Regions from separate parts of the Homo sapiens genome. Here region 2 is linked to region 1. The links are chromatin loops, found by intact Hi-C in ENCODE. Cell type or tissue: HCT116. All regions are shown on one strand. Each heading gives the region's core, and the rest is flanking DNA. Links, peaks and the distances in the headings are about the cores only.

Region 1 (16,448 bases), core at 2,239-10,238:
AAACCAGCATCTGTCCTTGCCCCTTTCACATGCATTCATTTCTCATTCGCTTAGTTCCTTGCTGGGCCTCATTCGCCAATTCTATTTTTCTTCATAGAACTTGGATCTGTTTGGGGGCTCCCACCATTGCACACAACTGTTGCCCCTCAATGCCATCATCACATGTGCACACGTCCTCTTGGTCCTGCTCTCTTTTTCCTCTGTCATTCATCAAATATCCAAAAGCAGCAGACCTACCTGCCTGAGAATCCCCATTCATTCCATTTACAAACATTTGCAGACCACCTCAGGCATGTGAGGAGCACCAGGATGGTGCTGGGCAGTGTGCTGCCCATATGAGCTAGTGACACAGAGGTAAAGGTGGCTGTGCCTGTGCCCTCAAGGCCACAGTGACTCTCATCACATAATGAGGCGAATCCATTCATTTGATGAGGAGGAGGATGCAGGAAGAGGCAGGGTCTCCCTTTGTCATCCAGGGCAGAGTGCAGTGGCATCCTCACAGCTCACTGCAGCCTGGACCTCCTGAGCTCAAGCAATCCTCTCAACTCAGCTTCCCTAGTAGCTGGGACTACAGGCGTGCCACCATGCCCAGCTATATGTATTTCATATATACGTATATAAACACATATATATATTTACATATGTATATACTAAAATTTATATATACATATGTAAATATATATGTTGCTTTTGTAGAGACAGAGTCTCGCTGTGTTGCTCAGGCTGGTCTTAAACCCTGGCCTCAAGGGATTCTCCTGCCTCAGCCTCCCATAGTGCTGAGATTACAGGCGTGTGTCACTGCACCCAGCCTCCATTTTCTATAATAAAAAAGTCTAGTTCATTTGCATATCAAAGGTCCAAACTCTCACCCAATTTAAACATCGCCCCTGCCGACTCCCAGCCCAATCAGGCTAAACTGCATGTGCTCTGGATTCTCAGGTGTGTTCAGCACTGACTCTCTTGGGAAGATTCGGTGTGTTCTTGGGAGACTCCCCATGGCTGGAGATACCAGCCTACAGTTTCCTGGACTTGACATCTTCTCCTAGAAACTGACGTGACAGGATAAGCCCTGTTTAACATTTCGTTAATTACACAATATTCAAACTTCTGTGGGTTTTTGTTTCTGATGTTGTTTTCTAACAAAAGCATTTAAGGGTATGAATTTTCATCAGAACACTTTTTAAAATTAATATTTGCATCTACTGCTTCCCTTGCCCTTCAACAGTTATGTATGCTCATTGTGCAGTGATTTTTTGAATTCACGAAGGCTTTCATTCGGTCATTCATCTGACAAATATGTATCAAGTGCCTTCTGGTTCTTAGGGATGTGGATACATCAAGAAATACAGTAGTCAAACACCCTGTACTCAGAGAGCTTACAGTTCCCCCCGAGTGTCGAGTGTCGGAGAGAAACTAATAATTATAATGACATGCAATGCAGAAAGTGAAAACAACACAAGTCACTGGTGATCTCAAAGCCCAGAGATGACCATGGTTCACATTTTAGTACATGACTTCCCAGTACCAGCAGTGTGTAGAGCATTATATTGTGAGCATTTTCCCACAGCAGCAAGCATTTTTGAACAAAATGATTTTTTTGTATTTCAAAATGTGGATGAATCATAAATATCTTAATCATGGAATCTCTAAGGCTGAAAGAGTTTTTAATGGGTGTCTATTCTACAGGTGAGTGGAGTGGCAGTAATAATTGGGAAATGGTGGGAACTCTGAATTGCAGTGGCATACTCCTTTAAGAAAGGGAAGGAGCCAGGCACGGTGGCTCACACCTGTAACCCCAGCACTTTGGGAGGCTGAGGCGGGTGGATTGCCTGAGCTCAGGAGTTTGAGACCAGCCTGGGCAACACAGTGAAACCCTGTCTCTACTAAACTACAAAAATTAGCCGGGTGTGGTGGTGGGCACCTGTAGTCCCAGCTACTTGGGAGGCTGAGGCAGGAGAATTGCTTGAACCCAGAAGGCGGAGGTTACAGTGAGCCAAGATTGTGCCACTGTACTCCAGCCTGGGCAACAGAGCAAGACTCCGACTCTAAAACAAAAAAAGAAGAAGAAGAAGAAGAAAGAAAGGGAAGGTAGCTGCTTCTACATTTCCACAAAGCCCAAGGTTGAGAGAATCCACTTTGAAAGCTAACTTTTTCTCTTTTAAAGGGAAGATACTGTCTTTCCTGGAGCTACAAGGCTGGACCCTTTACCACCTTCTTACTATGAAGGCTGGATCTGGCTCAAAGCCCCTTTTCTCAACTGCAGCCCAACTGCTGCTGAATTTCAACTTCACTTAAACTTTGGAAAGGTCCGGGGCATATTTTCAGCTGGGAGAGGTTTTCTTTTCCTTTATTTTAATCAGCTCGTAAGTCTATAAGCAGCTTGGGCAGTAAAGTTCAGACTTTGAGAAACCAAAAACTAAACCACCATTTGCATTCACACCAGGGTGGACAGTCTCAGCTCTCAAGAATTTTATGTTTGTCTTGGAAAAAACTGAGAGGCTAAGTGCAGCCAAGGGAGTGAGAAGGAAATGATGCTTCAGCCTGAGTGCTGCTTTTCTCTACAAAGATGGGGGTGACGATCAGAGAACCATAATGCAGGCAAGGAATCCAGTCAAGGAAGACGGTAGCTGTGCAGGTGGTTAGTGTGAAGGATGTGAGACTATCCTGCATGGCCCTCGATGTGTCTGGGCAAGGGAATTCACTAGCCCATCTGCCAATGGCGACCTCCAGGGCTTGACTTGGTCATCATCCTCAGGAGATTCCCATGTGGGTATTTAAGCTTTCCAACTAAACTTTAAGCTTTGGTTAGGAATTTTGTCGGTTTGGGTATTAGGTTTGTTTTAACACCACCTGCCCACCCAGGTCTCTGTACACAGGCTTTACTGTCATGGGATGGGATGGGGGGAAGCGCAGTTGGCCCTCTGTATCTGTGTTTTCTACATCCGTGGATTTCAGCTAACCACAGATCAAAAATATTCAGGGGAAAAGTGGATCGTGTCTGTGCTGAACATGCACAGACTTTTTTTCTCAACATTGTTCTGTAAACAATACAACTTAGCAACTATTTACATAGTATTTACATTGTATTGGGTATTATAAGTAATCTAGACATGATTTAAAGTACACAGGAGGATGTGTATTGATTATATGCAAATAATACAACATTTTTTATCAGGGACTTGAGCATCCATGGATTTTGGTATCCACAGTGTCCTTGGGGGGTGGGTCCTGGAACCAATCTGCTATGGACACTGAGGGACAGCAGTACATCGAAAGTTTTTGTTTCTGCCTCGTTTAAACACCACATGACTCTGAGCAAGTCAACTTCTATGAGCCTTGGTTTCCTCATCTGGAAAATGTTTGTGGTGTAAGCTTATGCCACATGAAATACAGCTTGTTAAACTGTAAAAGATTACATAAAGTTACCATTATCCTTCCTGCTAAATGCTAATCATCCACACTGAGATTTGAATTTCATCATGAAGTATGTTCATTTCATTTCATTCTCACCCTGGTAAGTTCCTAAGGAGAAAACATTATAGGAAACTTCTAGAGCGAAAGAATAAACTACTAATCACTAGAGCCTAGCACTGGGCTAGATGCTTTCTCATACTTGAAGACTCATTTATTCCACAGCTCTGTGAGGTTAGAAATATAATAATCCCCTTTCAGATGGAAAGAAACAGGCTTGAAGTGAGTTTCAGTGATATCTTCGAGGTTACCCAACTGAAGAAAAGTCACAGTTCTGTGCTGGTAAAGTGACTCTGAAGAAAGAGAGAAAAAAAAGCTTGCCCATTACTGTGGTGTAAATGCTCCCACTGTGGCTGATTTCATGCCCACCGGTATGAGCTAGCCTCTGCACACTACTGGAGGAGCTGCATTTGAATGCAAGCTCAGGTTTCCTAATTTCGGGTAAAGATCATTTCCTGAGCCCAGGGCAGTGACACTCCTCCCCAAGCAAAGAATCCCCTCACACCAGGAAGGACCCAGAGCTGGTTGGATCACTTAGGCCTCCACCCTCAGACCAACCTAACCAGATCCTCTGAGGCAGGGGCTGAGGATCTGCATTCTAGACAAAGACCTATACGTGCACTGTAATTTAGGTACCACCCAGCCCTCAGCACCAAGATCAAAGGCCTCTCCCACTCCTGTCTCCCAAAAGCACTGCAGGGAGGAGCAGACATGTCTCAGGAGACAGAAGACAGCATTCTGTAGCTGTCCCCTGTACTGGAATTCTGATTGGGTTCCTATGGGCTGAATCATGGTGGTAAGCTGATCGCTCTGTCTCTGTCATTAAACTCTCTTTATGCTTATGCTGCTTTTCACCAAATCTAAGATTCTACTGATTGTAAGTCACATCATTACTTTTTTTTTACCATCAAGAAATAAAAACTGTTGTCAAAGATGTTAAACTATGAAAAAGTACATCTAAGAATCATGAAATATGTTATCAGTGGGTGTATATACACTCCTTTATCTCCCAGTTTTACAATAGCACAGTAAATATTCTATTCTTTGAAGCCTGAGGTTGGGTCTTACTCATCTTAATTTATGTCCTCAGAGATCCAGCAGGCTTGGTTGAATGAATACATGCCTAGCAACATATCAAAATAGACAACTTATTAATTAGTCATCAATAAATGCCCCAGGTTTTGCACCAAGCACTTTCTATTTAATTTCCATAACAACCCAATGAAGTAGGTGCCAGACTTTCTCCACTTTACAGAAAAGGTAACTGGGGCTTGGAGAGGCCATGTAACTGGTAAGAACCCTGCCTGGGACTTGAATCCCAAGTCTGAAGCTCCTGATACCATTCACAATATGGAGAGATCCTTGAGGATATTGAAATGTTTTCACCAGGCCGGGTGCAGTGGCTCCTGCCTGTAATTTTGGCACTTTGGGAAGCCAAGACAGGTGGATCGCTTGAGCCTAGGAGTTCTGGGCAACACAGTGAAACCCCGTCTCTAGAAAAAATACAAAATTTAGCCAGGCATGGAAGCATGTGCCTGTAGTCCCAGCTACTTGAGAGGCTGAGGTGGAAGGATCACCTGAGCCCAGGAGGTCGAGGCTGCAGTGATCTGAGACCACTGCACTCCAGCTTGGGTGTCAGAGTGAGACCCTGTCTCAAAAAAAAAAAAAGTTCACAACATAGAATGGTACAGCACTACTATCTTAGTCTGTTTCTCAAGGCTTGACAATAAATAAACCTGTTTGATTTCTCTTTGGTGCTTGTGTTGCAAGAGGATGGATAACATTTTACAAAGCAAAGTTACCTTATTTTCTCACCTCCTTTGGACTTTTAGCTTTCTCAGACTTTTTGAAGAGGAATGGTAGCAGGAGAGTTTTCTCAGCTTTGGTAACTTCTGGAGGACTTGCTGAAATTAAAACTTAAGGATTCATGTTCCCATGGAAGCCCCAGGGAGCAAAGCAGTCAGCGCCCTCCCTCTCTCTCCCTCGGGGTCTGGCCCTTTCAATCTACCCGGTTGTCCAAATTCAGATTGTGTGCCATTGAATCCCACGTCGCTCATCTGCTCATCCCCACACTCACTGCCGCCCCTGGGGTGGCCGTCTCCGCTGGTTAGCCATCCTCATGAAAGGGTGGGGAAAATGCCTTTTCCCGTCTGCTCAGCTGCTACCAGTTTGGAATTTTTCAGGAGGTATTTGTATTGGTGCAAGAAAGCACAGTGGCAAGGGAGCTGACAGGGCGTGGATTCCCTCTCCGAGGTCTAGGTGCAAACTGCTTTGGACACTTCAGGGTTTACAGGGTCCACAGCACCACCATCACCTCTCCCTTGTCTGACCATCACTTATGTTTGGGGAAAGGCTAATAATTCCTTTCCCCAAAGCAGGTAAGTCTGAGCGTTTTGATTCTTTTCACATTCTTATTCATTTTCGAGTGATTTTGGGGTGTGTGTGTGTGTGTGTGTGTGTGTGTGTGTGTGTTGTGGAGTTTTTCTGGTGGCCATTTTATACAGGGAGAGGTGAAGAGGAGTCATTCCTGGCATTTGCAGGAATGAAAGAGAAGTGACACGTAAAAACCCTGGATGGGATACTAAGGCCTGGAAAAGGACATTCTGTGGGACACTGCCGCCATCTAGAGGTTCATCTGTAAATGACAAATGTATTAAGAGAACTAAGGGGTTCAATGATTGTCAGGATTGACAATAAAAATTTCGGCACAGTGAAACCCCGTCTCTACCAAAAATGCAAAAAAATTAGCCGGGCGTGGTGGCAGGCGCCTGTAGTCCCAGCTACTCGGGAGGCTGAGGCAGGAGAATGGTGTGAACCCGGAAGGCGGAGCTTGCAGTGAGCCGAGATTGCGCCACTGCACTCCAGCCTGGGCGACAGAGCCATCACTATTTTGAAATTACAGAGATTGAGCCCAACACAGTGGCTCACTCCTGTAATCCCAGCACTTTGGGAGGCTGAAACAAGCGGATCACTTGAGGCCAGGAGTTTGAGACCAGCGTGGCCAACATGGTGAAACCCCATCTCTACTAAAAATACAAAAATTAGCCAGGTGTGGTGGCACACAACTGTAATCCCAGCTATTTGGGAAGCTGAGGCATGAGAATAGCTTGAACCCAGGAGGCACAGGTTGCTATGAGCCGAGATCCCTCACTGCACTCCAGCCTGGGGGACAGAGTAAGACTCTGTCTCGAAAAAAAAAAAAAAGAAAAAAAGAAATGACAAGAGATTGGTAGACCTGCTACTAGATCTTACTATGCTAATTAGGAAGCACATATATTCTGACAAAGGCTTATAAAAAGAAAAATAATAAGCACATATGTTACTAAATCACTCATTTTTAAATATTTTGATGCTTACATTTCAATATGATTAATTTCTTCGAAATCCTTTGTTTTTTATTTTATGCATTTGAAAACATTGTTCTGTAAGGGGGTCCACACACACAAAAGGTAAAGGATCGCTGCTCTGGAGTCTCAGAGAAGGGACAGGTGACCATGGCTGGACAAGGCAGAGAGGGCTTCCCAGATGAGAAAAGACACAGGACTTTGCACTTTATTAAAAGAGAGCCCCAGGAGCTCTCTTTTAATAAAGAGAGCGGTGGCTCATGCCTATAATCCTGGCACTTTGGCAGGCCGAGGCAGGTGGATCACCTGAGGTTAGGAGTTCAAGACCAGCGTGGCCAAACATGGGAAACTCCGTCTCTACTAAAAATACAAAAAAAAAAAAAAAAAATAGCCGGGCATGGTGGCAGGCGCCTGTAATCCCAGCGACTCAGGAGGCTGAGGCATGAGAATCACTTGAACCTGGGAGGCAGAGGTTGCATTGAGCCGAGATTGCCCCACTGCACTTCAGCCTGGGCGACAGGATAAGCCTCCGTCTCAAGGGAAAAAAAAATTAGCTGGGTGTGTTGGTGGGCATCTGTAATCCCAGCTACCCTGGAGGCTGAGGCAGGAGAACTGCCTTGAACTTAGGAGGCGGAGGTTGCAAGCTTGTAGTAAGCGGAGACTGCGCCACTGCACTCCAGCCTGGGCGACAGAGCAAGGCCCTGTCTCAAAAAATAAAAAATAAAAAAAGACAGCCCCAGGGCAATTTCAATACAGGCCTTCTCTGAGGAAGCAGAGCCAGGCCTTTAATCAAAGTGTAAAAATAGAAAGGTTTCTGTGACTTCTCCTATGTCCAACCTAGAAAGTGGTCTCTTTGGCAAGAATCTGAGAAGGTACTTCATACTAAAGGATAAATGACTAGAAACTTTCATTTCAGGAGGATTTTCATTTAACAAGACTCAGAGCATTTATTTATTTATTTATTATTTTATTTTATTTGTTATTCAGACTAGGTCTTGCTCTGTCCTCCAGGCTGGAGTGCAGTGGTGTGATCACAGTTCAAGGCATCCTCAACTTCCCAGGCTCAAGTGATCCTTCTGCCTCAGCCTCCCAAATAGCTGGGACCACAGGCATATACCACCATGCCTGGCTAATTTTTTATTTTTTGTAGAGACAAGATCTCACTATGTTGCTCAGACTGGTCTCAAACTCTTGAGCTCAAGCAATCCATCTGCCTTGGCCTCCCAAAGTGCTGGAATTACAAGCATGAGCCACCACACCTGGCCTATTTATTTTTTCCCCTGACTCAAAACATTCATGAACACAAAGGACTGGCCCTCTGTGGGGGGCGTTTGGTTGTATGGCAAACTGCCTGATGCTCTGGGCAAGGTCAGCCTCCCCTTGAATCATACTGTCCCCGCCAGACCTGCCCGTGTGCATTGATTAGGTTTTCTTCGTTAAAAGAAATACAGAGGCCGGGTGCGGTGGCTCACGCCTGTAATCCCAGCACTTTGGGAGGCCGAGACGGGTGGATCATGAGGTCAGGAGATTGAGACCATCCTGGCTAACACGGTGAAACCCCGTCTCTACTAAAAATACAAAAAATTAGCCGGACGTTTTGGCGGGTGCCTGTAGTCCCAGCTACTTGGGAGGCTGAGGCAGGAGAATGGCGTGAACCTGGGAGGCGGAGCTTGCAGTGAGCTGAGATTGCGCCACTGCACTCCAGCCTGGGGGACAGAGTGAGACTCCGTCTCAAAAAGAAAAAAAAAAGAAATACAGAAACCAAGCTGGCCAGAGTTAGAAAAAGGCAAGTCAACAGGAGCCTTTGAATCCAAGGGAGCATGGAACCCCACTTCTCAGAGCAGTAGGAACTGGGCAGCTCAGGCCTCTTGGGGATAAGTGTTGTGGGACCTCTCCAGAGCAGAGCTTCTCAAATTTAAATGAGCATGCAAATCACTGGGGATCTGTTGAAAAGTAGATTCTTCAGTCCTGTGGGATCTGGAGGAAAAAAAAGTAGATTCTGACTCAACTGACCTGGGTGGATCCTGATGTTCCACATTCATAAACCCCTGGGTGACACTGCTGGTGTGTGGCCCACACATTGAGTAGCAAGGGCACGGAGCTCTACCACTCCTGTGCCTTCCCATGCCTCCTGCCTGCCGCTGTGCTTCTCAGGCCCTGTCAAATCCCAGGGGAGAGTATGTGTTGGCCCAGCTTGGGTAGGCATCCAGGCCTAGCTCTGAAGCTGTGGTCAGTGAGGCTGGGCAGGTCTGATTTCTTGGAGGGGATGAACTGTGAGAAGAGCAGAGAGGGAGGCACACAGGTGCCCGAGCTGTAGCCTGGAGGCCCCACCTTGAGGCAGGGGAGGTGGTCAGCTGTGGCCTTAGACTTCCCCAGCTGGACTCCATGCAGTTACCATCAGCCTCTGCTCCACCTGCGCCACCTTCTTCCCGTCCCGTGACCTGCTCCAGGACCCCAAGGCTGGGCTGTTGACGAGGTTGTCATGGATGGGTTCCTGGGTTCCCATTAACCCACAGGCTACAAGAATAGGCACTTCCAAAACCCTTTAAGAAAAGACCAGGGGCACCTGGCTTAGCATCCACCACATCTTTGTCCCTTTAGAGACGGTTACCTTGTTCCCTTCTCATACCGGCCAGAGCCCAGGAATTTAACTACAGACACCTGAGACCCCCTCATGGCTAAGCCCTTACTACTTCCTGCACTCTGATTCCCTGGCATGCGAGAGACACAGGATCTCTCCCCAAGATCTCCTTGATTTGCATGCCTGTTGGATCTCTGGTTTCAGGCTTGTTCAGTCCTGTGGGACTTGAGCCACTGAGGCCAACCCTACACCACCCCCTCAAACTCTCCCTCCCCTCCCTGGGCAGCAGGGCTCATCACTCTGGACAGGCATGACCTGCAGTCCTTCCCTAGCCACCCAGGGGGGAATTGGAAATCCATGGACAGAAAATGCCCAGCGATGAGGTTTCCTTTTGATTCTGTCAGAGCAAAGCGAATTCTCTGAAAGCCTCTGAAACAGGCTTTTATCGAGAGCACTACCAATACAGTCCCTGGGGCTAAACACCCAGTAATGGGCCTAGTGAGATACTGTCCCAGAGGGCTGAAGTTTCAAACTGCCATTGTGGTGTTGAAAAGATTATGTTGCCTTCAACACTTCTTTTTAATTTTTTTTAATTTTTAAAAATATAAATAGAAACAGAGTCTCACTATGTTGCCCAGGATGGTCTTGAACTCCTGGGCTCAAACAATCCTTCCGCCTTGGCCTCCCAAAGTGTTGGGATTATAGAGCCACGGCACCCGGCCTTAACACTTTTTTTTAAATTACACTTTTTATTTTGATTATTGTAGATTCTCATGAGGTTGTAAAAAATAATGGAGAGAGATGCTGCATACCCTTGACCTTGTTTTCCCCTAATGATAGCATCTTCCAAAACTATAATACAATATCCCAACCAGGATGTTGACCCTGGTGCAGTCAAGGAACAGAACATCCCCATCACTACAGGATCTCTCCTGTTGGTCTTTGATAGCTACACCCACACCCTCCTGTTCCCACCCCTTCCTTAATTCTTGGCAACCACAAATATGTTCTCCATTTCTATAATTTTGTCATTTGAGGAATCCAGTATGAATGGAATCATACAGTATATAACCTTTTGGGATTGGCTTTTTGTGCTCAGTACAATTTTCTGGAGATTCATCCAGGCTGTAGCGTGTTTGTTTCCTTTCTGCTGAGTTTGCTCCTTTTTATTGCTGAGTAGTGTTCCATGGAACAGATGTGCCACAGTTTGTTTAACCATTCACTGTTTCCAGGTTTGACTATCACAAATAAAACTGCTATAAACACTCATGTGCAGGCTTTTGTGTGAACATAAATGCAATTGCTGAGTCATACGGTAGTTATGTGTTTAGTTTTTTAAGAAACTGCCAATTGCTTTCCAGGGTGGCTCTACCATTTTACATGTGTCGTTTTACTACTTAAAGTGACATATAGAAAACTTACTTTTCTTTACATTCTTTTACCCTCCCCCCATTTAAATATCTCCTCTACATACATTTAGAACATTGGACTATGTTACAATTTTTGCTTCAATCACTAACCATAATTTAGAAAATTCAAGCGGAGAAAGTCTATTGTGTTTATCTGTATTGTTGCTTACCATGTTCCTGATATTCTAAGTCTCTCTTATGTATTGTTTTTCTGCTTAAAGAATTTCCTTCAGTTTGCGCCTTTAATGTAGATGCTAAGAAAACAACAACAACAACAAAACCAAAACAGAACAACAACAAAAATACAATTTCTGGCTGGGCGCAGTGGCTCACACCTGTAATCCTAGTACTTTGGGAGGCAGAGGTGGGTGGATCACGAGGTCAGGAGTTCAAGACCAGCCTGGCCAAGATGGTGAAACCCCATCTGTACTAAAAACACAAAAATTAGCTGGGCGTGGTGGCGGGCACCTATAATCCCAGCTACTGGGGAGGCTGAGGCAGAGAGTTGCTTGAACCTGGGAGGCAGAGGTTGCAGTGAGCCGAGTTTGTCCCACTGCACTCCAGCCTGGGCAACAGAGTGAGACTCTGTCTCAAAAAATAAAAAAATAAAAATAAATAAAAGAATTTCCTTCTGCCATTCTTTTAGGGTACATCTGCTAGGGACAGATTCTCTTAGTTTTCCTTTAATTGAGAATATCTTGATTTCCCCTTCATTCCTAAAGGATATTTGGAATGGACATAGGATTCTGGATTGACAGTTCTTTCAGGCCTTGAAAAATGTTGTGCCACTTACTTCTGGCCTCCATGGTTTCTGTTGAGATAGCTGCCGTCATTCCATTGTTTTTCCTTTATATACGAGCTGTTGTTTCTCTTGCACTGCTTTTAAGATTTTTTTCCTTTGTCCTTAGTCCTCAGAAGTTTGACTATGATGTGTCTTGGAATAGCTTTTCTTAAGTTTACTCTCTTGAGGGTTTGCTCAGCTTCTTAAGTCTATAGCTTCATGTCTTTTGTCAAATCTATGAAGTTTTCATCCATTTCTTTGAGTATTTTTTTTTTCAGTCACTCTCTTTTTCCCTTTCTGGAACTCTGATGACAGGAATGTTAGGTTTCTTGTTATAGGTCACAGGTCCCTAAGGCTCTGAGCATGCATTTTTCAGTCTATTTTCTCTCCGTTGGTCAGACTGGGTAACACCTATTGTTCTGTCACCCAGGTCATTAATTCTGTCCTCTGTCCCCTCCATTCTGCCATTGAGCCTATCCACTGTTTTTCGTTTGTTTGTTTTTGTTTTTGTTTTTGTTTTTTGAGATGGAGTCTCGCACTGTTGCCCAGGCAGGAGTGCAGTGGCATGATCTCGGCTCACTGCAACCTCCACCTTCCAGGTTCAAGCAATTCTCCTGCCTCAGCCTCCCAGGTAGCTGGGATTACAGGCACCTGCCACCACACCCGGCTCATTTTTTGTATTTTTAGTAGAGATGGGATTTCACTATGTTGGCCAGGCTGATCTCGAATGCCTGACCTCCTGATCCACCCACCTCGGCCTCCCAGAGTGCCCGGATTACAGGCATGAGCCACCGCACCCGGCCCCACTGAGTTTTTTATTTCAATTATTGTATGTCTCAGTTCTAAAATTTTTATTTGACTTTTCTTTATATCTTCTTTATATTTATTTGCTGAGATGTGTTGTTTTCATTTGTTTTATATATGTTCATAATTGTTCATTGAAGCACTTTTAACTATGGATGCTTTAAAATCTTCATCGGATCATTCTGATATCTGTTTTCTCAGTGTTGACATCTTTTTTCCTTTATTCATGATCTTCCTGGTTTTTGGTATGAAGACCGATTTTTATTTATTTATTTATTTTTTTTTTAACTGAAACCTGAATATTTTTGTAATATGTTATAAGACTGGATCTTATGTAAACCTTCTGCTTTAGCTGGTATTCTAGGACACCCCTCTGGCAGGGTAAAGGAGGTGTGCCACTGTATCACTGACAGGTGTCCAGGCTCCCTGCTCTGCTTCCAGTGACACTCAAGGAAAGGACTTCTCATTACTGCTAGGCAGGGGTGGGAGTTTGGGCTCCCAAGTGGTCTCTCCTGACACTGTGGTGAACATCACCTTGTTATCACTGGGCAGTGCTGAAAGTCCTGACTCTCCAGTAGGCCTCTTCTGACACCATCCAGCAGGAAGGGGAGGGGAGCCTCCCTATTGACAGTTAGGGGTCCAGGCTTCTTGTATGTTCTCCACTAACCCCGTGGGCAGAAGGGGGGCTCATTACCACCCAGGGATAATCCCAGCTCCTTCCTTGGCCTCCTCTGATGCTACCATAGCAGAAAGAAGGAGGGGTGCCTTGGCGAGGCCTGGTGAGGGTGGAAGTCTAGGCTCCCCACTCTGCTGCCATGGATGCAGGTGGGGCTGCAGCCTTCCTGTGGTGTTTGGTTGGAGCAGAGCGGTTATTATCTAGAAGCTTTCTGTCTTGCTTGTCCTTTTCTTCATCCTTTGGGTAGAGACAGCAAGTTTTTACTGGGGCCTTTCTACATCCTTTGGTGTTTCTGAGCTCCTGCTTCCTTAGCTCCAAGTCTACATATATGAGGCAAAAGGAAAAACCAGGGAACTCACTGCCATGTTGTTGCTCAGGTCGCAAGGTCCCTGGACAGTCTGCTTTATTTTCTCCACTTTTCAGAATCTTCTTGTTGTTGTTTTTATAATGTCCAGGGTTTTTGTTGTAATTTGCAAGAAAAATTAGGGGGAAGTGCCTCTACTCCATCTTCCTAGAAGCAGAAGTCCTGCTTGGTTTTTAAAGATCCAAAAAGTTCAGATATAATGTTCATGGTTTCTGCTATTAATTCCGTGGTTGAAATGATAGATAGATAGATAGATAGATAGATAGATAGATAGATAGACAGATAGATGATAGCTAGATAGATAGATAGATGACAGATAGCTAGATAGAGTTCTTAATAGAATGAATTCTCTCTTGAGGTGGAAATGTGACTTAGCTCTTTTTATTGAGGATGCTATGCAAAAATACATCTGTGTCCTCTGATGAAAATACTCTCAGGGGAAGCCTTTAAGCTGGGCATGGTGGCTCACACGTGTAATTCCAGCACTTTGGGAGGCTGAGGTGGAAGGGTTGCTTGAGCCTAGAAGTTTGAGACCAGCCTGGGCAACACAATGAGACCCAGTCTCTACAAAAAAAAAAAAAAAAAAATTAGAAACAAAAAGTCTTCTTGCTTTTTCTCTTCTTCAGAAGCTATTTAACTCCAGAGCCTAGACGAAAGAAGTTACATGGCAAACACACAATAAATATCCAATGAATGAATCAACAAATAAACAAACACACAACTGAATAAAATGGTAGATATATATAGTGCTGGTGTATACAGCACTAATGTGACCAGAAATTTAAAAGCACTAATATCTCGTTGCTCTATGTTTAGGGAAACACTTGTTGGTATATGCTATGAGTCTAGCTAAAGGAAATAGCCTCTTTATATACAATGTGAATGAAGTTTTAATTAGAGTAACTCTTTGGGACAGCAATTTAGCAATATTGACCAAGGTTTAAAATTGCTCAAACCTCAGTAACTCAATTTCCTCAAAAAATAATGGTAAAAATAGAAAAGGTTTTATGCATGAGCATGCCTTTGATAAAACAAACAAACATACAATTGTATAAATATCACGATTACAAGTATGTAAGAAACAAACAAAATAGAAACAGGAAAAAAACATCAAAAGGAGATAGACCGTAATACAATGGCTATATTGGACAATTGGATTGTATTTTCATCCCTCCTCTATTCCGTATTTTCAAATGATCTTTAATGAAAGTTTTTTTTATAATAAAACACCAGCATTTTATTCCTGTAGCACCAAGAGTGACAGAGTGAATTACAGTTGTGTAGTCAAGCACAGAGTGGGAAAAGATGTCACATTTATACATTTTAAAGAGCATTACTGTAAAAATCAATTACATTTGACATAGAAACTCCCCTCCCTTGAGTTCCCCTGCTAAATGTTCATCCTCACACAATATCCTGTAGACTTTCCCAGTCCTGTTCCCATCTGCAATTCAGCACTCTGGTGCCATCGAATCCTGGGCACAGACCAGAACATGGCTGACCTTCCCGTTTGCCTCCCATCTCATCTCTCATGCGCCTTCTTGGCATATTTCTATTCTCTCTTCCTGGCTATAGGACTTGGGTGGGTGACTTAATTTTTGTAGGCAGACCTTCCCACTTGCTCAGGAAGCATCCCCCTGAAGGGATCTGGCAGTCTCCTGGCTGCAAAGCAGGCACTCCTCCCTACTAAGGAATGCCTGGGGTGAGGGGAAGCAACCCCAGTGCAGATGCTTTGGGTTAAGAAGTAGAGAGGTGTAGATCGGCTCAAATGGCCCTTGCATAGCTGAATAATTTTTGTTTTCCTAAAATGGTTTTAGATGGGATCGTGTCTGAAAACCAGTCTTTGTTCCTGGGAGGTAAGTTTGAGTGATTCCCGGCAGTCAGGGGGCAAAACTGGATGATGATGTGCTGTCAGAAAGAATAGGGAACACAGCTTCCCCACTTGTTGATGGTGGGGGCACAGGCGAGAATACGGTGCCCACGGCCCTCTGGACTGTTCTGCTGAAGGCCCGAGCCTTCCAATACAGTATAATAATGGCCTCAGCAGAGCCATGGAGCCAGAATACCAGATAGCGGCGAGGAAGGAGATTTCTCTGAAAGAAGCAAATAGTCCATTGCCAATCATGCTATGGCATCCCGTGCAGCAGCTCCCCACCCGCCTCTTCCGGTAATTGTACCTGGATTTCCTTCTCTGAAATGCCTCCTCCCCACTGTCAATCATTTTATTACCAGTGGGGCTCCAGCCCCTCACCCAGGATGCAGCACATAACCAAGGCCTGAGCCAACTGGCCCATGTGGCATGGCCCTGGCCTCAGTGATTTGTCCAGGGGTGGACTGGGAATAATAATGCTGGCTGTCACTGAAAAAGTGCTTCCTCTATCCCGGCTTCGTTGTTAGGATTTTACCATGTTAACTCAATTAACCCTCACAGTGACCAGATGAGGTGATACCATCATTATTATCCCTATTGTCATATGAGGAAACTGAGGCACAAAGGCACTAAGTAGCATGCCCAAGCGACAGAGCTCATAAGTGGCAAAACCAGGACTGATACCAAGACAGTCTGACGCCAGAGTTCATTCTCTTAGCACTATGCCATAGAGCCTTCTAGGTCAGCCGTGGCACAGGTGTGTGGCATAGGTGTGCCGTGATAGGCTTTTTCCTGAAGCTGAGGCGCATGCTCTGGAGCGGGCGCCGCCATCTTGCCCCTACGCGGAGCCGGAGAATGCAGATCTGAAGATGGGGAGGAGAGCAGAGCGTGGTGGCACGGTGAGCTCTAGACTTGGTCTGGTCTGAAGCCAGTTCATTATTTGGCAAAAAAATTATTACGTTCCCACCTTCTGGACCCGTTTGTTTCTCATTCCAGGTTGAGTTGGTTTTGGTTACTCTCCTCCCCGTATCGCATTTTGTCTTTTCTTCCTAATAACTCCTATTGATTGGATATTAAATGTCCACGATAGATCCTCTTATTTTCTCATCCATTCTCTGTTATCACTTATCTATTTGTCTTTCTGTTCT
Region 2 (16,448 bases), core at 3,252-11,251, 830 kb before region 1:
TAAAAGGTATTGCGTTGATTAAGATAAAAATTGTCAGCAATTAGCGAATTAAGATGTTTCCAGAATTTAGATCTTTTCCTCTTGAATGTCTTTTCATTACAAGCTTTACTCTGCCTCATGAGTAATTATTTATCTATCTAAAAATATGTGTTGGATACTAGTCAAGCCTAGAGTTAGATTTTGCCATCATCATGTCATCCTTCCAGCAGGTGGTAGCAGGGCTGAAATTCTCTTCTCTTATTCTTAAAGAGAGCCTTCAAACTTTTCTTTTTTTAAGTAGTGAATCATGGTTCTAATATTAATGAGAAAATTCAAGTATATAAAACAGATGAAAGCACTTCTGCTCTGACTGATAGGGGAAACTTGGACCTGTTTGGATCACTATTGCTACAAAAGAAATCACCCCAAAACTCAGAGGCTCAGCTGGTTGGTTCTGGCTCAGGGCCTCTTGTGTGGCTACAGAGGGTTTGAACAGTGGGGATGGAGGGGGTGGAAACAACTGAGGGCTGGCTGGGCATCTCTCTCTCTCTATGGAGTCTCAGAGCTTCTCTATGTGGTCTCTGTGTATGGCCTGACTCGGGCTTCCTCATAGCATGGTGGCCTCAGGGCAGTCAAGCTGCTCACGTGGTGGCTGAAGTGTTCAGGAGAGAATATTCCAGTGAATGATGTGGAAGATCCACTGTCTTCATGACGTACTCTCAGAAGTCACATAGCATTGCTTCTGCAAAAATAATCCCACCTGGTGTCAAGGGGCGTGTGGAATGGGAAACATTCCTGTAACGATCTTGAGAAAATTTGTTCTTCTTCCCACCTATTCCCCCAAATTTAGGGCTCTTTAATACATAGTTGAAAGTTATTGGTATAAAGTATTGGAAACAGAGGGAACCAGGATAAGAAAAAATATTCTCTTCAACTTTTTTTTTTTTTTGAGTCGGAGTTTTGCTGTGTCACCCAGGCTGGAGTGCAGTGGCACAATCTCAGTTCACTGCAACCTCCACCTCCCAGGTTCAAGCTATCATCCTGCTTCAGCCTCCCGAGTAGCTGGGATTACAGGCGCCACCACCATGCCCGGCTGATTTTTGTATTTTTAGTAGACACGGGGTTTCGCCACGTTGGCCAGGCTGGTCTCGAACTCCTGACCTCAGGTAATCCACCCGGCTCAGCCTTCAAATTTTTTTTAATGTACTGAATGTCTATATGACCTTGTATTTTTGTTTGTTTATTTTAATTTGTATTTTTTCTCAAGCATTCAGGCGTCAGTTTGTTCCTTCACAAAAATGGAGATCAGGACATAGCCACCTGTCTCCCTCACCAAGCTGTTGTGAGGATCAGATAAGCAACAACTTGTGAAAAGATCTGAGTATAAATACCACTGTTAGGGCCATCCACAGTGATTCTTTCTACACTAACTGAAGTGAAGGAAAGGCAAAAGCCACTTGCCGGCCACAAAGAGAATGCGAACCTTGGTCAGACCTCAGGAGTTACCTCCTAATTCAGTTTCCTTTCCTCTGCCCTCACTTTCCAATTTGCAACAGTGAAGTAATGGGCAAATTCATAGTTTCCTCTGCACTTTGTAGTTAGAGCTGGAAGGAACCTCAGGGACCATCTAGTTCTGTTCCCATTCGGTAAAGTGGCCTGCATAGGTGCACACAGACGTTAGACAAGGCTGCACGGAGGACTGAGTTTTGCTGCTTCTGCAGACTTGAGGCTTCCCTCTTGGCAGGACACAAACATCCAGGGCTTGGTGGCCCATGGCAGGTCAGGACAAGAGGAGGCTAACTGGCCACACCACCCATCCAGCCTCTGGAAAGCTGGGACAGGACTGGCTGGGATCCAGATGCTCATTGTGTGGGGATGAAACGTCATGTTCCCAAAGGAACTGGCTCATTGTTTAAACTGCCAAATATTTATTTAATCAACCAAACTTCAACTAAAGAAGAAAAAGGGTCTGAATTTTAAATCCCATAAACCTGGCTTGGAGAAACAGGCAGTGGAGAAGGGGAGATGAGAGTCGTTTCAAATCAGAAAGTTGTGGTAAAGATGTGAACGCCAGACTCATTCTGCATATCACCTGGTGGCGGAGTGTCGGACTACTCACCATCAAGACAGGCCTCGACACTTCCAGTCTTCCAGATGTCCCAAATGCTGTGGTTTCACTCACATTGAATTGATTGATTGATTGACTGATTGAGACAGGGTCTTGCTCTGTCACCCAGGCTGGAGCACAGTGGCATGAACACGGCTCACTGCAGCCTCAACCTCCTAGGTTCAAGTGATTCTCCCGGCTTAGCTTCCTAAGGAACTGGGACCACAGGCGGGTGCCACCACACACTCAGCTAATTTTTAAAATTTTTGTTGCTATGGGATCTTGCCGTGTGGCCCAGGCTGGTCTCAAACTCCTGGGCTCAAGTGATCCTCTTGCCTTCACCTTGTGAAGTGCTTGGATTACAGGCATGAGCTACTATGCCCCACTAAAAGTGTCATTTTAAGTAATAGAATAAAAGATCATTCAGGCTGGTTGCAGTGGCTCATGCCTGTAACGTGGCAAGACCGTGTCTCCACAAAAAAATTTAAAAATTAGCTGAGCTTTGTGGTGCTTGTTTGTGGTCCCAGCTACTTGGGAGGCTGAGCCATGAGGATCACTAGCCATGAGCCCAGGAGGTTAAGGCTACAGTGAGCCATGAGCCCAGGAGGTTAAGGCTACAGTGAGCCATGATCGCGCCGTTGCACTCCAGCCTGGATGACAGAGTGAGACCTCAACCCTTGACCCTCCAAAAATCACTTTTAGATCAAATAAAATAGTATTAATGCCTATTTATTTGCACTTTGTTTTCCTTTAGCCAAACAAATTATCTTCTGCAATCACTACATACAGTGGCCTCAGCCCATAAGTCATTACATTAACCAGGGATGATTCTTGTCACTCCTTTAAGTAACCAGCAGCAGTGACTGGTCAATCTTTATGGCACAAGTACTTCAGTAGTCTCTTTCCAGAATCTTATTCAGAAAAACTCAGGCCATTAGGATTTATCTCACATTTGCAGAGATTAGTTATTTTTCTAATATTCTAAGCAGATTTGAGAGGCGGTTTATTATTTTAGTTATTGCCTACCATGCTTGCACTTCTCAACATTCTCAAAACCCAGAAGCCAGATGCCTAGAGTGTCAGCTGCTTGGCAGGCTGAGGGGGATCACCTGAGCCCAGGAGCTCAAGGCTGTAATGAGCTATGAGTGAACCTGTGAATAGCCGCTACACTCCAGCCTGAGCAATATAGTGAGACCCCTGTCTCTTTAAAACAACAACAACAACAACAGTGCCTGGTTTGGGCCATTTGCTTACTACTTGTAATTTGCTTATTTCAGCATTTGAATTATTTTTGAAATAAACTTAACTTCAAAGGATATTGCACATTCTAGAGATTATCCAGGAGCACTTCTTACTACTAATTTGACATTTTCTTATTGCTTTGTGCTCAAGGTCATGTGTTTGCATTATTGCCACATATATGGGAAAAATTAAAACCAAATAAAATTAAAAGAACTTTAAAGGACTAAAGAAAAAATAGTAAATAAATTCAATGTGAATTATTCTGTATTTTATTAACCTCAGTGTATATCTTTGGCTTTGAATTGCTTACTAGTTGGGAGAAGAGTCTTTTTGCCATATCTTTTCTCTAGGGAACATAACTATTTCAGTTTAGGGATGCATTTTCAGCCCCCCAAAGCTGAAGTTAAGCAAATGTATGATTGAGGTAGCAAGTTCATGTCTAATCTCCATACGTCAGGTCAGACAGCCCTTCCTCCTGGGCACTGCCCGGGCAGCCCAAGAACCTGCACAAGAGAGAAGACCCTGCCCATGGTTTTACAATACCTTCGTGATGACACCGGAGGCAGGCAAAGCAGTGAGGGTTAAGTGAGTTGTCTGGGAGCTCTCCTGCTCCTGGGCACCACACACACTCATCAACACGGAGCTGTCATCCAGAAGGAGAGGGGAAAGACCAGAGAAGGAAAACAGTACCCAATCTTGTTAGCTCCCAAAGCAGTCCTTCCCTCCAGGACCACTGAGTTCCAGTGGGAAAAGGGTCCCGGAAGAGTTCTGTGTGATTATAAGACACCCCTCCTCCCCTTCCCGTTGCTGTATGCACCTGTGCGTCCATCCCACTCACCCAAAGAAATTGTCTAGTTCTGTCAATCTTATAGTCAGATTTTTTTCTCTCTCCTTTTTTTTTTTTTTGTTTTTTTGTTTTTTGTTTTTGAGACAGAGTCTCACTGTGTCACCCAGGCTGTAGTGCAGTGGCACGATATCAGCTCATTGCAACCTCTGCCTCCTAGGTTCAAGTGATTCTCCTGCCTCAGCCTCCTGAGTAGCTGGGACCGCAGGCGCACGCCACCACACCTGGCTCATTTTTGTAATTTTAGTAGAGACAGGGTTTTGTCATGTTGGCTAGGCTGGTCTTGAACTCCCGACCTCAAGTGATTCGCCCACCTCCACCTCCCAAAGTGCTGGGATTACAGGAGTGAGCAACTGCGTCCGGCCAGATTTTTTGTCTTTAATGATTTTCTTTTCTTCTTTTTTTTCCTTTTTTTTTTTTTTTTTTTTTTGAGACAGGGTCTTACTCCTATTACCCAGGCTGGAATGCAGTGGCATGATCAGGGCTCGCTGCAGCCTCAAATGCCCAGGCTCAGGTGATTCACCCACCTCAGCCCCCTGAGTAGCTGGGACTACAGGTGTGCCCCACCATGCCCAGCTAATTTTTGTATTCTTTATAGAGATGGGGTTTTACCATGTTGCTCAGGCTGGTCTCAAAACTCCTGGGCTCGAGCAATCTGCCTGCCTCAGCCTCCCAAAGGGTTGGGGTTACAGGCGTGAGCCATGGTGCCTGGCCTTTAACAATTTTTTATTCTTTTTTTTCCCCCCTATAATTTAGTTATCGTTGTTTTCTCTGGGTGAGAGAAGAACCATTTCTCTCAAGTCCGTTGTTACTGTGCTGGGGCCAATGACCTAGAGCAGTCATTTCTGGCTATTTTAGTAATAGAATCCTTCCTTAATATGAATCCTGCAGAGAAGCTCAATATATAAACTTATGAAAGAGGAATCCTCCCTTTACTGAAGTGAGCTGGGGGCCAACCCCCAAGCCACCTCCTTGGTATCTGTAAGGATTCCCGGAGTAGCATTTTAAATCCCCTAGTTCCTGGGAGAAATCAGGACTGGAAATCAAAGTACCCTGGAGATGAGCACGGTGTTTGCTTTCCTGAAGACCCATTCAGCATCTCGCTGTCACTCATGCATACGTTAAGTATTTCTTTTCTTTTCTTTTCTTTTCTTTTCTTTTTCTTTTTTTTTTTTTTTTTTGCAACAGTCTCGTTCTGTCGCCCAGGAGGAGTGCAGTGGCACAATCTCGGCTCACTACAACCTCCGCCTCCCGGGTTCGGGTTCAAGAGATCCTAGTGTGTCAGCCTCCCAAGTAGCTGGGATTACAGGCAAGTGCCACCACGCCCGGCTAATTTTGTACTTTTAGTAGAGACAGGGTTTCGCCATGTTGGTCAGGCTGGTCTCAAACTCCTAACCTTAGGTGATCCACCTGCTTCAGCCTCCCAAAGTGCTGGGATTACAGGCGTGAGCCACCACACCCAGCCTCATGCATACATTAAGTATTTCTTGCCCTCCTGCTGGATATAAAGCCCTGTGTCAGATGCTGGGGGCATGGGAATGAATACGATAGACATGTCCCCTACTCTTTTGTTGAGGATAGGGTTTTAGCCTTTCAGAAACAAAATCTGGCCCGGTGCATGAGGTCGTTTGTGTGTTCTGGTGACAGGTCATCCCTGTGGGTGCTCCCTGGGCAGATATGTCCTACTCAAATTAGTCAGACTCTCTTTCAAAGTGTGCCCCTTAGGAAGCCATGAGAAGCCCAGTGTGCCAAGAACACTCTTTTGTGATTCTAAAACCATCCCCGGGGATTAGGACTAGACACAAACTATGAAGACTAATAGGTAAATAGGAGAGTTCGACAGAGTGATACCTAAGGGGCTCTTTGCAATGCAGTAACAATCTGCTTTCTGTGTTTATGCATTGACCAACCCTCCCCCACTTCACCCCCAATATTCTTTTAAGTAGGAGTTGAAGGGTATAAAAGCTCAGCCTTTTTTTTTTTTTTTTTTTTTTTTTGAGATGGTCTCGCTCAGTGGCCCAGGCTGGAGTGCAGTGGCACCATCTCAGCTCACTGCAACCTCCGCCTCCGGGGTTCAAGCGATTCTCCTGCCTCAGCCTCCTGAGTAGTTACAGTGGAGACGTTGTTTCGCTATGTTGGCCAGGCTGGTCTCAAACTCCTGGGCTCAAGTGATCCTCCCACCTCAGCTTCCCAAAATGCTGGGATTACAGGCATGGGCCACTGCGCCCGGCCTCAGCTTATTAATGTAGGTTTTCCTACACTTAAATCAATTACATACAAATCTTCCAGTTTTCTCATTTTAAGTGCATTCTTAGAAATCACGAAAGAAAGCAGAGTGGGCAAGCTGATCATTTTATTCTCCATCTGCAGTCAACTTGCTAAGTAGCTTGCAGTTAACAGCTTTTGCCACGAGAGGGCGATGATTGTTGGAAAGGCAGAGCTGAGTGGGCCAAGGTTGGACCCTGGGGATGTTGATGAAATAGCAACTGGTTATTATGTTCCGTTGATCCAGGGCCAGAAAGAGGAGACAAAGGACCTAAAATGCTTTAGGCTTAGATAGCTAGGTGATATTCTAGGAGGAGAAAATTTGGAACTGCTTCAGTTTCCAGCATTGTGTTATACTTTTATGTGTAAGAGCCTGAAGTTGAACAGAAAAAAAAAAAAAAAGTCGGGGCGGAGCTGTCTTTTCTTTTAAAAATAGACGCATGGAAGCATGTGTTTGTTTGTTCCTACTTGGTGTTTTTGTTTTATTTATAAAATGAAAACAGCTGAAATAATTTCTGGATTGTTCTGAACTTTTGAGCACAGACTCCCAGATGGTTTCTGTGGTCTGGGCCCTCAAAAACCCACCTGATGGGGGATGGCGCCCATCTTTGGAAAAAGCTATTTGAGGCTCTGTGAAGCAGCTCGAGTTTGTTTGTTTTCCCTTGTATTTGAAAATGGAAGTCAAGCATGCTCCCAGGGCAGAGAATTCCGCAACTGTGACCATCTTGCAAGGGGCAGGAAAAGATTTACAGTGTTTTGCTAGACCAATCGCCACTTCCTTCTGGGGTAAAAATCCTTACCAGCAACTCCTTACCAGCGACTCCTCTTCTGGCTAAATTGGAGTAGCATTTTCCTATCAAAGTCATTTAAGATACAGATTATTCAATAACCTGAGAGAAGGGTGGAGTATTCATTTCTAATGACTTCACAGAATTCCAGTCCTCTCTGAGCCCGAAGAGTTGTTGACTATCATCAGGTGTTAGGCCTCACATCTTTCATTTGCTAACAGTATTTTACTGTCTATGAAAATGGTTAACTGGTCGGGCACAGTGGCTCACACCTGTAATCCCAGCACTTTGGGAGGCCGAGGTGGGCGGATCACTTGAGGTCAGGAGTTCAAGACCAGCCTGGCCAACATGGTGAAACCCTGTATCTACTAAAAATACAAAAATTAGCCAGGCATGGTGACACGTGCCTGTAATCCCAGCTACTCAGGAGGCTGAGGCAGGAGAATCGCTTGAACCTGGGAGGTGGAGGTTGAAGTGAGCCAAGATCATACCACTGCATTCCACCTGGGTGACAGAGTGAGACTCTGTCTCAAAAAAAAAAAAAAAAAAAAAAGAAAAAGAAAATTGTTAACTGCCCTTAAAAATATAGTCGTTCTCCTTCGACACTCAAAAGTTCTCTATTTGCAAATGAAGTTCATATGAATTTGTTAATGATTCACTTCTCAGTAATTGGCAATCCCAAATTAATCAGATTTCCTTGCACTAATGGTTTCTTTAATAAATGATATTAGATGGTAATAGAAAGGACAGTCTTGGCAATAACTGCTTAAATCATAGCATGAGGGATTTAGATTTTCATCAGCAGCTTGCACCAGAAGCAGAGTCTGACTGAATATTATCTCCTTTGTAGATTAGATAGAAGAAGAATTAGGGAGATACAAAGAAGCATTTTCTAAGCATAGTTAGACTCTGATTTTGGTGACAGTACGAACTAGGGAAGTTGGAAAATGCCTCATTGGCCTAAAACTGGTAACATATAATAAACTAGGACTGGAGGCAAAATTACAGAAGTTTTTTTGGTAATTCTCTTGGGCTCTTTCTGGGGGATTCTTAGTCTTATAGAATTTTGCTACTTGATGCTCATCCATGGCCTGTGGAATGTATCGTCCTTTCATGTGGGTGTGGGGAGAAAAGGACTGGGGCAGTGGGAAAGGGGAGGCCCCATTGTTGCCAACACCAAGCCCAAGCTTTCTGTAGATGTGGCTCCCCATTTTCAACTAGAAGAAGAGAAATTTTTCATGTTCTAGCTTGAGAAGCCATGCTCTTAAGTTATTTGACCCTGTACATCCTCGACCCTTCAAAATATTTAAATTATTCCACACTTCAGCGCTGGCATCACAGATTATACGATAATAATTTACCAAGCTTCTTTTCTGCAAACAGGTAAAGGAGGAGGAGACATGGGTGGTAATGTAATTTCTGGATAGTTTAAACCTAAAAGCCTGCTATTAAGAGAAAAGGGGAAAATGACTGTTCAAGACCTGTATCTTGAAAGAATGCTGTTTATCTAGTATTCAGGGGCCAGGGAGTGTGTCTGTGGGTAAACTAAGCAATTCCTCCAAGAATTCTGACGGGAAACAGTTTTGGGGTTTGTCATAGTTTCTAATATTCTCTTAAAATAATCTGTTTCCCAACAAGTAAAAGCAGACGTCATTTCACGTAAAGAATTTCTCTGACTCCACCAGTAGCCCTTCCATCTTCTCATTTGTCCGGTTAAGCTTGAGTCAGAAAAAGAACACAACAATTTTGGTAAAAAATTTGTTGTTCTTCTCATCTGAATAGCCAAAAGTTATTGGTGTGTAAGGACCACAGTTCAGATAAGAGCTACTGTAACTAAATTTAGAGAAATTACTTTTCAGATCGACTTTCCTGTTCTAAAATTACATACTTCTGGTTGGTCTTTGCTTTATCTTCCTAATCAAGATCTGAGGTCACTGGAGGTCAGAAACATATGGCAAAAAGGAATTTAAATATTTTCCAATTAAAAAATTATCCTAAAATATCTTTATTATATTTCCAAGCCATAAATGATCACAGGTGCTTTGAGCCATGGTACTGATCCCAGGAAAGTGTTTGCAAACGTTTAAAAAATAGAATGGATCAGTTGATTCATGCTTTAGCTGATGGCACGGTCTCTTGGGAAGCTAACCCACTCTTGCCTCTTGCCCATGGGGCCAGGGGAACACTGCTGTTTAATTTGTCTTAAATACCTCTTCTGAGACTGTATTGGTCCCCGACCACCCATTTGCAAAGATCCAGCATCCGTCAAGACTATTTAACAGACGTTCCAAAAAGCTGGATGCTGACAGTCCAACTGTCATTTTAACCTTGGCATCTCCCATGACAGAGTGTGGAGCAGCAGGCTGTGACCTAGAGGAAAGACACAGAAGTGGTGAGGGGTTGCAGGGGCTGTAGCGTGGTGAGATGGCCCTGTACAATATCAGGTGAAGGGGAAGCATTTATAAACTTCCTTTGTTTTGATGTATCTGTTTTTCCCCCTATTTCTGCCTATACACCTACTTGAGCACTGGCTTGGCTAAAGTTACCCCCAAGAAAATGTTGAAGTAATGAGTCACCTACCTCACTTCATTTTTTTGAGACCTCACTTTCTTTCCTTCCTTTCTTTCCCTCCGAATTTATGAATGAAAATAGATAGGTAGAGGTTGAATTGGCTAAGGCTGTCTGTTGCTTTTTGATTTTCCCATCTCCAGGGGAAGAGGGCAGGGAACGATCCACTCCAATTAGGAATCCTAGACTTATATTCATTTAACAACTTTATATTATCCAGAACATTTTGTACAAATACATTGTAGAAATAAGTTATTTCTAGTGCTTGGGGCATAGTCTGTGAACTGATTTGTCTGTATATCTCGTAAATTTTCCATTTAGATGATCAGAGCAGGACAGAAGTTTCTCGCTGTGCTCTTAGGCTACAGGCAACTGTTGTCACTGGCTGACCCTTGGTTATAAGTACGTGGGAACTATGTCCTGGGCTTCACAGACAGGAGGAGAAGAGTTAGTTCTGTGGTGAGCTGTGTCTTTGGGGTGGTGGGAAGTCAACCCCAAAGAATGATTCTTATCATTGCTTCTTTTTTAACTAAGTTGGCAGAGTTTTATCTTCTCCATAGATACGTGGTAAAGGAAACTCATTTGAACCATTTGAACTGGTGGTTAATCTGAGTAATATGGAATATGTTCAAAGTGATGACATTGTATTACTTCTGTGCATGGACAGGAACTAGAACGGCTAATAAAATTGTTGTCAGGTAGAAGTTCTGAAGAGCCTGACATGATAAAAAGATAAGGATCATTTTAACCAGCACATTTGCTAAATAGGTAGTTGTTACTGCTGTGCCAAAAATTTCTTTCTATTCTTAAATTATTTAAAACATTATCTACCTTTGCATTGGCTATTAATTGGCCAAGCAATGCATTCCTTTCTACAGATAAATGTTCAGCCTGGTCCTATACAAGATATCACCATATCCTATTTGAACAAGTGCCAAATGAATGACGTGCATTATATATACTGAGTCTTCATCCATCAAAATAATTTTATTTAAACAGTTTGGATTAATAGGAAAAGAATGGTACTTAAAGTAGTGGTTCAGAGTCACAATAAACAGCCTGAGGTGACATCTGAGAGGCAGTTTTGGCGCTACCTGGAAGGCAGAGGTGACAGGAGTACCTGTTAGCCGAAGGCAGTGAGTTTTATGCTGTGGCCTGGCCTTTGCTCCCTGCAGTCTTTCTCGTCTCTTCCACATGTTTGGTGCGTATTCAGGTTTGGGCCCAGCCTACGTGGTGCAAAATGAAACACCATGTGTAATTTCAAGGGTGGACACATCTTAGAGTTCTGAGCAAAAGAAGAATGAGCACTTTATGTGTTGCAGGAACGCTGCTTGCATCTAGTAGATGCTCACAATGTATCTGCTGAACATTGAATGGCATTCATGAAATTAACGCATAAAACTTCCCGTTAGTTTAAAGCAGAGCCTGGGGGTCTACAGTGGAGGGCTTGCCCATCCTTATCAAGCTAGACAACTTGGTAATAACTACTTAGCTAACTCTCCTAACGCTACAGACCAAGAATATAACGCAAGGTAGGGGTACAGTAAAAGTCATGTGAATCTGGAATGCCGGTATTCCAGGCATTTGTTGTGGGTTTCCTGGCATTAGATTGTTCATGGGTCAGTATTGCAAGAGAATGCACATTTTTTACATCATACTCTCGTTGAAGGCAGGGTTTCCTTACTGGCTTACTGATTATATCACTCGCGAAGGGATTAGTCAGAAGGCAATGGAAACATCTTTCGTTTTCATTGTTCAGAGAGAGACTGGGGGTTTGTCTGCACTTTTACATTATCAGTGGGTAGAATCTCCCTTTGAGATTCTTAACAGAGGGTCATGAATTAGTATAAACCTTAGCTGGTCTGTATCCAGGATGAAAAAAATAATCTATTTTGGTGAGCCACTTGAGTCATAGGCTATCTAACTTACGAGCATGCCTACTCTGTTAGGTCCAGTAAAGGATTCAGAAAGAGACTTCAGGAGCTGCCCTGGGAAACAAGACAATAAAACAGTGTTGAATTAGGTTTTCTAGAGTAATGGTGCTCACCCACCTTGGTAGTTCAGACAATCATAGCAGAGCAGAACCAAAATGATATTAAATATATTAATTGATATATCTAATTAATCAGTCATTATTTATTGGTGTACCATTAGGTGCAAGGTATAATTCCTACTCATGAGGACTGAGAAAGACCAGTTGAAGAAGGGTAGAAAAATAATACCAACTTTAAAAAACTCTCTCTGATGTAACAATATAAGGCAATGGTAGAAGGTTGTCACATACAGAATAAGATCAATCATCAGATGTGTAGTTTAAGGATTGCCGTGAATTCAGAAGCAGAAGAATTCTCCAAGGGCTGTCTTCATTTGCAAAGGCATCACCAATGAGCAGGAGGATAGGAAATGCCTGGCATGTAGACGGGAGAGACTTGGAGCAGTTGCCCAAATGCCTCAGAAGTAACCAAGAGCAAGAAGTGGTTGTGATATTAAAAGAGATCAGCTCAAGTAGGGACTTGTGAGATACCAGATTGAAATTTAGATTACCACCAGACGACAGGAGCTGTGGTCCTTGTGACTCCAAGGGTGATCCCTAGACTAGCAGCATTGCATTACCTGGGAGCCTCTTAGAAATGCAGGATTTCCGGTCCCAACTTAGACCTGCAGAATCAGAATATTTGGGTGTGGAGTCCAGGAATTATGCTATAAAAACTGTCCAGTTGATTCTTCTGCATGCTCAAGTGTGGAAAGCACTGCTGCTTAGAACTGGGGCTTGGTTCCAAATGACAATGGAGATGCTTTGAAGAATCATTGAAGATGCTTTGAAGAGGAGAAGTGGCATGTCTTCTAGTGAGCAGACAGACCAGGGCATTTCAGAGACTTTCTTTTACGTGGTAGCCTCTGCTGTATTCTCACTTACCTGTTGCTCACCACCTGGAAAGTGAAATATCTCCAAATTGCCAGTCACTAACTATTGAAGTTGAAATTACATGACTGTTCTCTGAAGTGGTTTCTGAAGGCTGTCAGTAGGCCTTTTCTGGATTCTGATATGGTATGCGTCTAAAATATGTTTCTGTAAGTAAGGATTTTTTAAAGTATATACTTTGCAAAAAAAAATACTCCAATCAACAATAAGAACAACTATAGGGTACTTAGAGTTTAGAACATAAAAGTCATTCATATGTTTTCTAACCATTTAAAAAATCAGTTTCCTGTATTTTGATTCCATTCATTTATCTAGCACTTATCAGGAAATTCAGGTTTCCATGTTACACAGTTTATATGGGCCCTTATAAATCAGTATACCACTTTGATGGAAAAAATTTCCAAACTAAATCATTGCATAATCATTCATAGCAATAGCATCACTGTTATAATAAAATTAGCACAAATTTTAAAGTCTTGGTAAAAAGATTTTTGAATCTTATTTTAGTTTTTCTTGGCAACTTTGGTGTAACAGTTGGCTATAAGAAGGGCTATAAGATGTTAGGATTGCTATTCCTGCTTTAAATAGTTCCAGATTGGCAATTTTGGGGCAATTCTAGCGGTCACCTATTCCCTTATTTCCTAAGCTGGGAAGAATGGAATTTTCTTAAGGTTGAAATCCTAACCTGAATTTTACTGATAGAACCACAAAGTGGTACCTAGCCGACAGATTCACACATGGTGTTCACTTCTGCTGTTGAGTAGCACGTGGGTCCTGGTGCTAGTGTTTCTTTTCCTGCTCAGAGGACCTCTTCTCTCTTACTGATTTACAGTGACGTCCAGATGGTGGAGTTTGCTACAAAGCAGCCCACTGTATGAAAGACATGACATTGTATTCACCTGGACTCTAGGTTGACTCTAAAGAAGGCAAGGGTCCTTTGGTCACAGGGAGAACTGTTGTGTTCCTTCACGAGGTAGCAGAGACTTTGTGTTCTAGAGACTTGAGACCACCTCTATAAATATAACCAGAGCACAGGCTTCCTGTGTGGACCCTCAATACACATTTTTGAATGTTAGCCTCAAGCACCTTCATTTTTGATGTATAAAAAAATGGCATTTTATGGCTGGGCGCGGTGGCGCATGCCTGTAATCCCAGCACTTGTGGAGGCCAAGGAGGGTGGATCACGAGGTCAGGAGATCAAGACCATCCTGGCCAACATGGTGAAATCCTGTCTCTACTAAAAATACAAAAAATTAGCCAGGTGTGGTGACATGCACCTGTAGTCCCAGCTTTTCAGGAGGCTGAGGCAGGAGAATCGCTTGAACCCTGGAGGTGGAGGTTGCAGTGAGCTGAGATCATGCCACTGCACTCCAGCCTTAGCGACAGAGCAAGACTCCGTCTCAAAAAAAAAACAAAAACAAAAACAAAGGTGGCATTTTATTGACAGCTCTATTGAATGATGGTGAGGGTGACTCCTGGAGTAACAGAAAGAGCCCCTGGCTTTGGGACAGACACGGGGTCAAATTCTGGCTGTGCTACTTACTAGTTCCATGGCCTTGGGCAAGTCAACTCCTCTGAGCCTCTGTATCTTTGTGTCAAATGTGGATGTTAACATTTGCTTTCATAATTCTTGCATCAATGGAAAAGTAGCTTATATTTGACATATAGGAGGTGCTCAATAAATGATAGCCATGATTACTCTTTACTTGTTAATTATGTCCTCTCATTTGCCTTAGATTATCATTTTCTAAGCAAACAAAAAGGCCAAGATGGAGATGGTTTGCTCCAAACAGCTAGGTCTCATCACTGTTCTCTTAAGTAAACCAAATGCGTAGAGATGCCCATGTCCTCATGGCTTTCCTGCACCCAGAAAACCCACACCCTACTCATTTTGACACCTTCCCCCTAAATCTCCACTCTTCTATGGAAACTTCCAAATAATAAAATACCATCGAATAATGTTAACGTATTTCATTGGAGTTTCTCATCTCTCCAAAGAGATTGTAGCCTTTTTGAAGTCCTCTATAAATATGTACTAGTCAGCTGATTTGAAATTTGTTTATCATGGAGCCATAGGCTGCTACTGAATGAAGACTAGTGAATGAAAAATCAGAACTAATATTTTCCTGAGCAATTTTTAAGGGGTAGGCAGCTACAATAAAGACACCTTATTTTAGTTTTCCATGAAGTAGCTACTATTGAATCTCGATTTTACAAATAGGGAAACCAGCATTTCCTTTTGTCCAAGTTCATGCAGCTTGTTCACGCAGCTGAGCTAGGATTTTAACCCAGGCAGTCAGGATTCCAAGGCCAAGTTTGGACCCCTATACCACACCAATGAGAATGAAGGATGAGGAAAGCTATAGGAAACTTTAAAAACGTCCATGGAAGGAGTGCCCAAACAGGGACTGACTACAGTCAAATCATGAACTGTTTCAGTTAGGTTCCCAGGCATTTGTGACATTACCCACTCTGTTTAGATAACGAATTTATGTGTTTAGAGAGACCAGCCTCCTATCTGCATTGTCAGCCATCAGTCTAAATCAAAGCTTCCACCCAGTCCTGAATCTCTCCCTTACTTGGTCTAACCACCTTTCCAAGTATTTAGGAACAAAAGATTTGTGAACAGATTAAACACAGGCTGCTTTTGTTCCACTCCTACAGCTACCTATGCCTGCTTAATGCGGACTACAGGGTGTAGACTGGAGTCTGCGCTCGTGTATTTTAAACACACGCGGGAATTCAGCACCTTCCTCCGACAGCACAACAATGGTTCAACAATTCTTCACAGAAGACCCCGCGCTATTATAGCAAATATTTATAAGTTTATCTCACCACACTGCTCAGTGTTCAGAGTAAATCTGAATGGAAATATGGAGATCAAAGAATTTAATAATTTAAAAAACCCTTTCACGCTTTATCTGTCATCAAATGAAAGTATTAGTGAAGTGGTATGGAAATCCTCTTCAGCGTGCCTTCAGCCACCAGCTGTGCCACTTAAGATTTAAAACAATGTGATCAAGTGTTCAGAATCCATGGGATTGAGTTGTATGTTTACGTTAGTGTATTATTTCCAAGTTTCCAGTTTCCCCCGGATTAGCACATTTTAATTTCGGCTTTATTAAAGCAGTCAGAACATGAAAGGGGATTTAGCAGAGTGGAGATGTCAACCACGCTTTCTTGCCATCATGAAATGGTTTACTTGGTTCTGGGCAGCCATGCATATGAATCCAACAACATGTCTATAAGACTAAAAGTCAGCCAAGTGGGACAAGAAATGCAATTATGGAGTGAAACCACAGCTATCTAAACACGGTCGGGACCTTCAGGTCCTCAATTTGATTTCATATGACCCTACAGTTATGAAAACCCAACACAGCATAGTATCAACTAAACAGTAAATGCTTTAAATGCTAGGCATTCCTGGAGTGGCTCACATAAGCCCAGTATGGTGTTAGGCATTGTAGAGACATGGTCAGATACAGGAGACATGGCCCTGGGAACTCCATGAGATACCTCTTGTAGGAAGCCATGGTTTTGATGGGGGTGCACTTTGTCCATCAGTGTGCTGGGATAGAAGACTAAAAGCCACTGGTCCAAGAAATGACTCTTTAGTTAGATTTACCAACACATGAAATTATCAGAGAAAAATGCAGTAGAATCACCAAATGTTCATGTTAGAAGGCACCCCAGCAGCTGCCTAATCTGCTGGTTCCCAAACCCCACTCATCA

What was found. A loop is a pair of places that touch in the nucleus more often than their neighbours do. Peaks named below come from ENCODE experiments on the same cell type or tissue, not always from the same donor. Only the 100,000 strongest peaks of a DNase experiment are listed, where the experiment ranks them.
Region 2: a loop joins it to region 1, with 7 times the contacts of the local background. A loop is called at or near these places in 5 of 110 quality-filtered maps.

Annotation. Positions count from the first base shown.
Region 1 is chr2:46,883,116-46,899,563 of GRCh38, forward strand. It overlaps MCFD2-AS1 (MCFD2 antisense RNA 1), which reads left to right and starts at 16,160. Exons shown (of 2, transcript NR_199007.1): 1 at 16,160-16,199. RefSeq lists a silencer at 7,189-7,373. In HCT116, for the core only: a CTCF peak has its summit at 6,091 (motif pointing left); a DNase peak (open chromatin) is centred at 6,066; H3K4me3 peaks cover 745 bases.
Region 2 is chr2:46,056,525-46,072,972 of GRCh38, forward strand. All of the region lies in intron 10 of PRKCE (protein kinase C epsilon), which reads left to right. Among named protein-coding and RNA genes, the nearest start is that of EPAS1, 230 kb to the right of the region's middle. RefSeq lists an enhancer at 10,790-11,989. In HCT116, for the core only: a CTCF peak has its summit at 6,579 (motif pointing right); a DNase peak (open chromatin) is centred at 6,597.